2 separate regions of the Mus musculus genome follow, and region 2 is linked to region 1. The links are chromatin contacts, found by Hi-C or POLR2A ChIA-PET in ENCODE. All regions are on one chromosome and are shown on one strand. Each heading gives the region's core, a stretch centred on a gene start or an enhancer-like site at or near the end of the contact. The rest is flanking DNA. Distances are from core to core; before and after follow the strand shown. Region 1 holds the start of Tpbg (trophoblast glycoprotein). Region 2 holds the start of Ube2cbp (ubiquitin-conjugating enzyme E2C binding protein).

Region 1 (5,136 bases), core at 596-3,095:
CAGTTGGGCTAGTAAGTCCCGAGGCAGGAAAAGAAAGTGATTGCTGGCTAGCTCCAGGCGTGTAAGACCTCGGAGTGCAAGGCCTGAGCGCAGAGCTGCTGCCACCATGCCTTCGAAGGCCACCATACCCTCGAAGCTCCCGTTCTGCCTCTGATCCTCAGGGGGCACGATGTGATTCAGGATCAGCTCCTCCAGGGGGCTGGGGGCCGAGACGCTGGCGTTGCTGCCCGCAAAGGCGAAGGCGCTGAGGTTGGTGAGAGGGTTGTGGCTGAGGTCAAGCCGGCGCAGACCCGGCAGATGCTCGAAGGCACCTGCACACACTTCCTTCAGGTGGTTGCCGCTGAGGTTGAGCGCCTCCAGGTCGGCGAGCGGCGGCTGGCGGGCGAAGGCGCCCGCCGGGAGCACGGTCATCTGGTTGCCGGTAAGGAAAAGGTTGCGCACGTAAGGCGGTAGATCCGCCGGCACCTCCAGCAGGTTGCGGTTCACGCACTTAACCGTGCGCGCCGCCTCGGAGCACTCGCACGCCGCGGGGCATCTCTCGGCTGGCGGAGGCTGCGCAGACCCCGAGGCCAGGAAGGCTGCCGGGGAGGTGGAAGACGAGGGTACCGAAGAGCTGGGGGCCGACGCGGAGACCCAACCCAGCAGCACTAGCGCCAGCCTTGCCAACCTCAGCCGTCCGTCCCCGGCGGAGGGGCCCCGGGAGCCCGCCCCAGGCATCGCGGCTCGCGGTTCCCCGGAGCTGGGACAGCGCCCGCTCCGAAGACTCGACCGCCTGGGCCCGGCGGGCGCGAGCCGGCCGCAAGCGTCGACGGCAAACTTTCCTCGCGTGGGAGCAGAGGAGGGGACGCCAAAAGCTGGAACTTGGCTAACCCCGAGCCACCGGGCGTCCCCCTCCCGGAGCGGCACCCCGCCCTTCCCTCCAGTGAGTACGCACGGCGGGTCGGGACACGGGCCTTGGCGCTCCTCCTCCCGCCGCAGCTGGGGTGGGTGGCACCTCCTCAACTCCTTTGTTGGCGCCTCTCTCAGGGCAGGATCGGATGAGCGACCTGGGACAAGCGGGAGAGAAGCGTGAGGAGGAGTGACGGCCGCAGCTCCCCGAGTACGAACCAAGTAGTCCCCACACTAGCAACCCGGCCCAAGCTTCTGTGTGCGTCCTTCCTCCCTAGTGGGACGCGGTCCCCACTCCCAGGCGCTAAGCCTACCTCTTCCGGGCCCACACCATCAGGACCCGGGCCACCTCCCGCCTGGCTCCTGCCCGGATTGCCCTCCTCCCGCCTAGAACTTCACGCAGACCCCGCGGTGTCCAGCGAGCAAACTTCTCCTTTTTCCGGATCCCAGCTCCTACCGCCCCGGCCGACCACCTGCCTTCCGGGGTCCCCGCCCCCGCCGCTCCTCCCCCTCCCACCTTGGGATGAGAGCGAAGTTTCGGGTTACGGGACTCTTAAGAGCTTTTTTTTTTTTTTGGTACCTCCTTGGATTAGTGTGAAAAGGGGAGCAGAGCCGTACAGCTGTCGCCTACTCTCGACTCCCCAGTTCCTGGCCACCCAGCTCCCCGATCCCGAGAGGATCCAGACATCTCCAGAAAAACGGAGGGAACCCGCCAACAAAGCGGCCGTGGGACCGTGGGCGGTGTGGCAGCCAGGACCCCCCCCCCCCCGGCTCTCTTCACGCCCTAGTATAGAAAGGAACCCTGGTCCCGCCTCCAGGCTCCAAACCTGGCCGCTCGGTCCCCACTGCTCACCTCCGCACCCCGCGCCTGCAAAGCCAACTCCGAGGGCCACCCGAGTCCACGCGCCTTCCCAGCTCCTGCTGCGGGCGCCGACTCTCCTCTCAACCCCAGCCCCTGGCCCAACCTCCACGGCTGGGAAAAACCAAGCCGGGGGGCGGGGGAGGGCCAGGGCTGCAGGAGAGATCGCCGCCGCGCTGGCCACCTCTGCTGCCCCAGGTAGGGGCTTCAGGGAGGGATACGAGGGGCAACCTAGGCTGGGCGACTCCCCTAGGCGGAGATAAATGAGCAACGCATCCCGAGAAGGTGAGGGATTCCCCTTCTGTTCCCCCTCCCCGGCATCCTTTGGTGGTTCCGTATTTTGCATAGCGTATTTACCTCGGACAGAAACAAAACCGCTGGTGGACCTCTTGGAATTCACGCTGCTTCTGGCACCGCTGGCAGTGAGGAGAGGGATTTAAGCGTGAGCAAAGCAGCAGTAGAAGAAGGAGCTGCACAGGTTACATCCGCCGCGGCAAACGCCTGGGTTGTGAGGGAGATTCAGAAAGTCTCCTCTCTCGTGGCTCGGTTTGGCTGGCAACTTCAGTTTATGAGGTAGTTAGTTAATGCCTTCCTACCTGTGCCGCCCCCGCACGTCTAGGGTAGTTATCAAACTTGTAAAGACAGTCAACTTTAAAGTGGGGGAGGGTTACTGGAAAGGACACTCATTCTTGATTCATTATGGGTGGTTTTTTCCCCCCTCCTCTCAAAATTAAAACCAGAGGGAAGAAAATTGCAGCTAAAACACCCCAGAAACAAAAGCAAATTGCAAAGACGTGAGTCACCCGGAAAGCTCCCTACACCAGATGCGGTGCGTTGTGTCAGCACAAGTCACTTACGCAGGGAGCGCTCGCGGCGGGAGGTGGGCGGGCTGACCTGGGAAAGAAGTTTGTCCCAAAGTCTGTCTCCCAGGGGGCGCTGGCAGGCGCCGGATGATGGATTAGGGAAACGACTGGAATGCTTATAGGACCAATGTCATTAAGTCTGGAGAGAGTTGGAGTCCCGAACGCCCTCTCATTGCTCTCTCAAAAAGTCTTATCTGCTTTTCCTCAGTCAAATTTTCCCCAAGTTAAAAGGTGTGGGTGATTACAGACTATTTCATTTTAGAGAGAGAAACGATAGGAGAGATAAGGCTGGGAAAAAGAAGACCCAGTATAATAAAAGTATCAAGTTAAGGAAGCCGGGGATTGTTCCCCACAACATGCATCATGACTGTGGCGGTCCAATTCTGAGTCTATGGCTGTTTCTTTCTGTGGAAAGATAGTCCACAGAAACACCAGCCAAAATGGCCCAGGAAAAAAAGCTGCAGAGCCTGGAGACTGCAGAGATTTGTGCAAAAAGACAGTTTCATTAATTTGCATCTTCAGCACATTTATCTAAATCCCTTTCTCTTATTTTTAAAAGTGTTTTGCAGTATAAATGTGAAAAGCTTTGAGGGGAAAAAAAAACCGACTCAGAAGCTGAAGTCATATGTATGGCAATCATGACGATGGTTATGTAAACCCATACACGTGCTAAAACTCGTAAGACTGTACGCCGAAAAGGGCAATTTTACTGCCTACGTTTGTAGTAAAGTAAATGGCACGGGAAGAATTTTTCTGATCTTCTGGTGTGGTCTTAAATGGTTCTGTCAAAAGAGCAAGTGCTCTTGTGACCTAGCTTTTTAGCATTAAAAAAAAAAAAAAAAAAAAAAAAGTATTCTCATCTCATCTCAACATATACCTCAGAGGCAAGATACACTGTAGCATTGGGACGATCGTCCTGAATCCTTCCTGTTCAGCTTGCCAAACAAGCAAGCAAACAAACAAACAAAAAAGACTATGAGCTAGTGTGATCTGGGGTCAAATGTTTTCTACTTGCCTAGTCATGCCACTTAATAACAATTACCCAATTTTACTCTGCATATCACAACCAAGATAAATCTTCTCACCAGATTTACCCATGAGAAAGCAGGCATGCTGGTATAGAACAATGTCAAGTGGAAGGTGGAGATGGAACCAGGACAAACTTACCTGCTTTTCATGTCTTCCCATTCCATGTCTAGGCCAGATGAAGAGATTTGTGCAAAGTCTCAATCTTTGGATATATTCAGCCTTCAGCCAAAGGGTGGTGATGAATGCATCCAATACACACACACACACACACACAAAGATGTTACAGACTTAGTTAAAACATGAGATTCTTATTTTGTAACCCAATTGTATGGTTTTCCCATGTGAACTTTATGCTGACAGCATCACCATCCAGGCAGGCCTGAGGGAGCCAAATAAGCAACACACCTGAGTGTCTTTCAGCTTCCCTCTGCAGTTCACAGCTACTTAGAACTAGAAGCAGAGGCATTTATAGCTCCAACACTTACACAGGGACCGCTGTTCTGATACTAAATCTGTAAAATGGAGCCACAAGTACAATTCAAAAGATCTCCACGAGAATTGAGATGGCACTTATCAATACCATCTGTTGTCATTCTCTCTCTAATTAATCTCCCTCCAGTTATCAATTATAATTTATTTCCATAACCATGTTAGTGATAGCAGTACAGGGTAAGCAAAGGTCTCCATAAAGCAGAATATTTAAGAAATGAAAGTACAACACACAGTGTTAGCTTTAATTTCAGTTAAACACTCAACAGTGTGGTGTTACCCACAAGTTCACTTGGGTCTTCCCGCTTTAATTAACCTAATCTAGACAACCCCTCTCAGAGCTGGACAGAGTCTTGTTTTTCTAGTTGATTCTAGATTCCTGTTAAGTGGATATTAATCATCACATCTCCACCCTTTGACACCCAAACACATTACTTCTAAACCTGAGCCTTCTTCCACTTAGCTGCATTGGCACACAGGTACCCCATAATGCAGAAACAGATTCCATCCAACTTCAAAAGGCTGTATAGTCTTTTAACAATCCCAGCTCTGTTTAAAATTCTCAAGCCTGAGATCTCATTTGAGATTCATCCTTTTTGCTCACTCCCTCTCTCTGTAGATCTGCATAAAAGAACTGAGCAGCAGACACACCACAGCTGGAGAATAGGCTGTCTTGGAATTCTGCCTGCCAAATAAATTGGTTCATGACTTAATTCACCACTGCACAAGGTCTTAGGGAACGTGCAGAATTTGACGGGATTCTTGGCCAGAATGTAACAAAAAAAATGCCTCTAGCCCAGCCTTTGTTTCCTTCTGAAACCTCTGTGTGCCAAACCTCTAAGCCTGCTTGTCTTCTAAGTCCCTGCCGGAACAGACCATTGAGCTATGCCTTCAGTATTTGAGGGCTTGTCTAGCCCAAAGTTTCAAATTCTTGAGCATTCCTTTTGTAAACCAGTTCCAAAGACTTGAGGACCAAGGGAGCTGGTTTATTATAGCGGTGATCTCTCA
Region 2 (4,832 bases), core at 194-2,693, 620 kb before region 1:
AAGGTTGATATTAGAAAAGTTATCTGAAATCACATTTTCAGTATACTTAAGACCAGTTTTTGTTTTGAGACAGTCTTGCCACATAGCTCTAGACGGCCCTGTACTCACATAGCCCAAACTGACCTTGAACTTTCAGCAATCCTGCCTCAGTCTCCTAAATGCTGGGGTTGCAGATATACGCCATCCTCTTTGGATTAAACCTATTTAGAAATGCTTCCAGTTTGTTCAATGTCAGATAATTATAACTATGAAATTATGAAATGGAACATCAATAAACAGGATTTCAGTCCTGGCTAGTTTTATGTCAACTTGACACAAGATAGAGTCTTCTGAAAGGAGGGAACCTCAATTGAGAAAATGCTTCCATAAGACCTAACTGTAACTCGTTTTTTAAAATAGTGATTGACCTAGGAGGGCCTAGCCTATGTTGGGTGGTGCTATCCCTGCCTGGGTCGGTGATCCTCGGTTCTATGGGGAAGCAGGTTCAGTGAAACCATGGGAGCAAGCCAGTAAACTCACCCTCCCATAGCTTCTGCATCAGCTCCCCCTCTCGGTTTCTGCCCTGTTTGGGTTCCTGTCCTGACATCCCTCAATGATGAACAGTGGTATAGAAGTGTAAGCTGAACACATGCTTTCCTCCCCAAATGCCTTTGGTACTGTTGCTTCATCACAGCAAAAGCAACCTTAACTAAGACAATCCCCATTATACAAGCTATGTTTTAAATAACAGCTTTCCATTCTTAAAAGGTGTCCAACTGAAATCCTATGGCCTGATATATTTGTTTATACCACACTAGATCTTTTACTGCATCAAACTTTCGAAATGTATCTTGTAGGAGCAATTAAGTTATGACTTCTTTTATTTCTGCAGTATAGTGGGAATGTATATCAGAAATTACTCATTTCCTTTTAGCTTCTCAAAAGTTACATGAATGGTCAGTCAAGATACAAGTCCACCAGTCTTTTAGTGGTTACACTGGTTTTTGCAACTGTTTCAGTCTTGGAAGTACCATATCTAGCGCGAAATGTAATGGCCAATCAATTGTGGATATTTTTGGATACATCATACGGAAGCTAATAAACTGTTCTAGTTCAAATAAAGGAGACTCCGATAAAGTGGGCTTTGGGGCTCTGGACCTATGGGAAGTACCACCTGTACAGCTTCTGCTCCATTATCTACCTCATCCTACTCAACTATCCAGAGAAGAGCTTCCCCTGGCCCAAACTGAGCTTTCTGTTCATTTCAGGGAAAGAAATGCTCGTAGTCATAGTCAAGCCCATCCAACATCCTTCCAGTGGAGGTCAGCTCTGCTCTCTGGGTCGCACCTGTCCTACTAGAGCGGCCACTGGGGCAAGGTCGGCGCCTCGGCAGTGCGCTCTCTTCCCGGTAGGTGGCGCTCTAGCCGACAGACGGCCGCCGCCGGATCCCTTCGCGCTACCTTGGCCTGGGAGCCAGCCGCCTGCTACGGCCGCACGTGCTCCCACCCTGTCCGGGTTCTAGTAACTGTGGGCTCGGTCCCGCGTGGGTCCCTGAGTCGGCCATGGCGGTGGCTGCGGCGGAAACGCGCGTGTTCCTGGAAGTGCGGAGACGGCTGCAGAGTGCGCTGCTAATCCTGGGGTAAGGGAGGGAGCACCGGTGCGCGGGACCGCGTGCATGGGCCAGGCGCGCGGCCCGGAGCCTGGTGCGCGTGTGCGTGGCACAGGAGCGCGGATGCGCGGGACCGAGGGAGCGAGCGCGCCGGGCAGTAGGCGCGTGCGCGGGACAATGTGCGCGTGCGCGGGGCGAGATGGGTTGCCCTGGCGAGCATTTTAGCCGCTGAACCATCTCCCCAGCCTGTCTGCGAACTTTAAATTTCATATTTACTACACAAACAAGAAACTTTTAGGGGGTAAAATGCTCCTTTTTGCTAATGGTCAGCAATTTTAATGGTTTGTGATCTCTTCGTGGGTTTTGCCTAGTTCTTAGTGACAAATGTATCAAATAGATGTGAAAATGTACTACAGAGCAGCACAGTTGTATTTTTTTTTTTCCTTAGCTTCGCCTTTTTTCCTAAAATCTGACAAGTAGCTAAAGTGGCAGTTTTGCATGCGGCCTGAGGACTGAACTCAAATCCTACCTTTCTCACATGGGCAGAATTACCTGGATTTCTTCAGTTTTAAGATTGGGATTGAGTCTAGGCTCAGTACAATTCATTTGTGTAGCTTGTACAGATCTTGAATACTCCCCAGTATGGGGATGAAGGGTGGGGAGGAGTGAGATCAATATCCACAATTTCTGTCCACTGTGTTTGGTAATTAAGAATACACACATTACCAAATACAGCTGCCTAATCCCTCGTACCAAACAAACTCTGTGAGAAACCTACTTTGCTAGACTGCCTGTTTGTCTCTCTGATCTTTTGACTGTTGACTTCTAACACAGCTCAGTCCCTTATCCTACTAAGAGAACCATGGTCTGGTCCCATTCAACCAATCTACACAATATCCCTGTTTCTCGAACTGTGTTGACATGTGTATTAGTCAGGGTCCTCTAGAGTAACTGAATTGATTGAATGAATCTGTCTATAAATAGAAAGAGGATTTATTAGAACGACTTAACAGCTTGCAGTCCAGCCAGTCCAACAGTGGCTATGAATGAATGTTGAGTCCAAAAATCCAGTGTTTGCTCAGTCCGTGAGGCTGTGTGTCTCAGCTGGTCTTCAGTGCACTTCCTAATGACAGTGAGAGGGAGGGCAAGCAAGCAAAGAGCTTCTTTCTTCCATGTCCTCTTCCCACAGAAGTTGTGGCTTATATTTGAGGTGGCTCTTCCCAGCTCAAAAGATCCGGATAAAGGAATGTCTTCCTACCTCAAAGGTAGGAAGTGAGTCTTCCTACTTCCAATTAAGTAAAAAAATCCCTCACCATGTGCCCTCCATGTTGGGGTTTTAATTAATTCCCGACGTATGTCAAGCTGACATAGCCAACTGATGTTTTGAAATTGATGTTTCAATCTGCCTTTCCCAACATGTTTTTGTTGTTTTGTTTTGTAAGACAGGGCCTAATAATGTATTCATGGCTGGTGTGGTTTACTATGTAACCAGTCTGACCTTGAACTCATAGATCTGCCTGCTTGCCTGTGCTTTCACAGGGCTGGGAACATCCAACAAGGCTTTGAGATTCATATTTCATCTCTGTGGTAGCTTAAATGAGTATTTCTTTCCCGTTTCTTTTTTTCTTCTTCTAAATTTACAAATCTTTTCTTTTTTTTTTTCTTTTTTTCTTTTTTTTTTAATTAGGTATTTTCCTCATTTACATTTTCAATGCTATCCCAAAGGTCCCCCATACCCACCTCCCCAATCCCCTACACACCCACTCCCCCTTTTTGGCCCTGGCGTTCCCCTGTACTGGGGCATATAAAGTTTGCAAGTCCAATAGGCCTCTCTTTGCAGTGATGGCCGACTAGGCCATCTTTTGATACATATGCAGCTAAAGACAAGAGCTCCCGGGTACTGGTTAGTTCATATTGTTGTTCCACCTATAGGGTTGCAGTTCCCTTTAGCTCCTTGGGTAATTTCTCTAGCTCCTCCATTAGGGGCCGTGTGACCCATCCAATAGCTGACTGTGATCATCCACTTCTGTGTTTGCTAGGCCCCGGCATAGTCTCACAAGAGACAGCTATATCTGGGTCCTTTCAGTGAAATCTTGCTAGTGTATGCAATGGTGTCAGCATTTGGAAGCTGATTATGGGATGGATCCCTGCATATGGCAATCACTAGATGGTCCATCCTTTCGTCACAGCTCCAAATTTTGTCTCTGTAACTCCTTCTATGGGTATTTTGTTCCCATTTCTAAGAAAGGGTAAAGTGTCCACACTTTGGTCTTCGTTCTTCTTGAATTTCATGCGTTTGGCAAGTTGTATCTTATATCTTGGGAATCCTAAGTTTCTGGGCTAATATCCACTTATCAGTGAGTACATATTGTGCAAGTTCCTTTGTGATTGGGTTACTTCACTCAGGATGATACCCTCCAGGTCCATCCATTTGCCTAGGAATTTCATAAATTCATTTTTTTAATAGCTGAGTAGTATTCCATTGTGTAAATGTACCACATTTTCTGTATCCATTCCTCTGTTGAGGGGCATCTGGGTTCTTTCCAGCTCCTGGCTATTATAAACAAGGCTGCTATGAACATAGTGGAGCATGTGTTCTTCTTACCGGTCGGGACATCTTCTGGATATATGCCCAGGAGAGGTATTGCGGGATCCTCCGGTAGTACTATGTCCAATTTTCTGAGGAACCGCCAGACTGATTTCCAGAGTGGTTGTACAAGCTTGCAATCCCACCAACAATGGAGGAGTGTTCCCCTTTCTCCACATCCTCACCAGCATCTGCTGTCACCTGAGTTTTTGATCTTTGCCATTCTGACTGGAGTGAAGTGGAATCTCAGTGTTGTTTTGATTTGCATTTCCCTGATGATTAAGGATGTTGAACATTTTTTCAGGTGCTTCTCTGCCATTCAGTATTCCTCACGTGAGAATTCTTTGTTCAGCTCTGGGCCCCATTTTTTAATGGGGTTATTTGATTTTCTGGAGTCCACCTTCTTGAGTTCTTTATATATATTGGATATTAGTCCCCTATCCGATTTGGGATAGGTAAAGATCCTTTCCCAATCTGTTGGTGGCCTTTTTGTCTTATTGACGGTGTCTTTTGCTTTGCAGAAGCTTTGCAATTTTATGAGGTCCCATTTATCGATTCTTGATCTTACAGCACAAGCCATTGCTGTTCTATTCAGGAATTTTTCCCCTGTACCCAAATCTTCGAGGGTGTTCCCTACTTTCTCCTCTATAAGTTTCA

Evidence for each region. A loop is a pair of places that touch in the nucleus more often than their neighbours do. ChIA-PET counts read pairs that join two places held with the same protein, here RNA polymerase II (POLR2A).
Region 2: a loop to region 1 is called in a map of T-helper 2 cell, with 3 times the contacts of the local background. The contact joins the promoter of Ube2cbp here to the promoter of Tpbg in region 1. A Hi-C loop is called at or near these places in 7 of 37 maps with a recorded cell type or tissue (Patski, T-helper 17 cell, T-helper 2 cell and 2 more). POLR2A ChIA-PET finds 5 or more read pairs at or near these places in 2 of 5 experiments (Patski and embryonic stem cell).

The regions. Positions count from the first base shown.
Region 1 is chr9:85,839,561-85,844,696 of GRCm38, reverse strand. Tpbg (trophoblast glycoprotein) reads right to left here and starts at 1,845. Exons shown (of 2, transcript NM_001164792.1): 1 at 1,742-1,845; 2 at 1-1,046. The coding sequence starts at 717. It overlaps LOC115487186 (a long non-coding RNA gene), which reads left to right and starts at 1,017. Exons shown (of 2, transcript XR_003948199.1): 1 at 1,017-1,099; 2 at 1,482-3,355.
Region 2 is chr9:86,461,527-86,466,358 of GRCm38, reverse strand. Ube2cbp (ubiquitin-conjugating enzyme E2C binding protein) reads left to right here and starts at 1,443. Exons shown (of 10, transcript NM_027394.2): 1 at 1,443-1,618. The coding sequence starts at 1,542.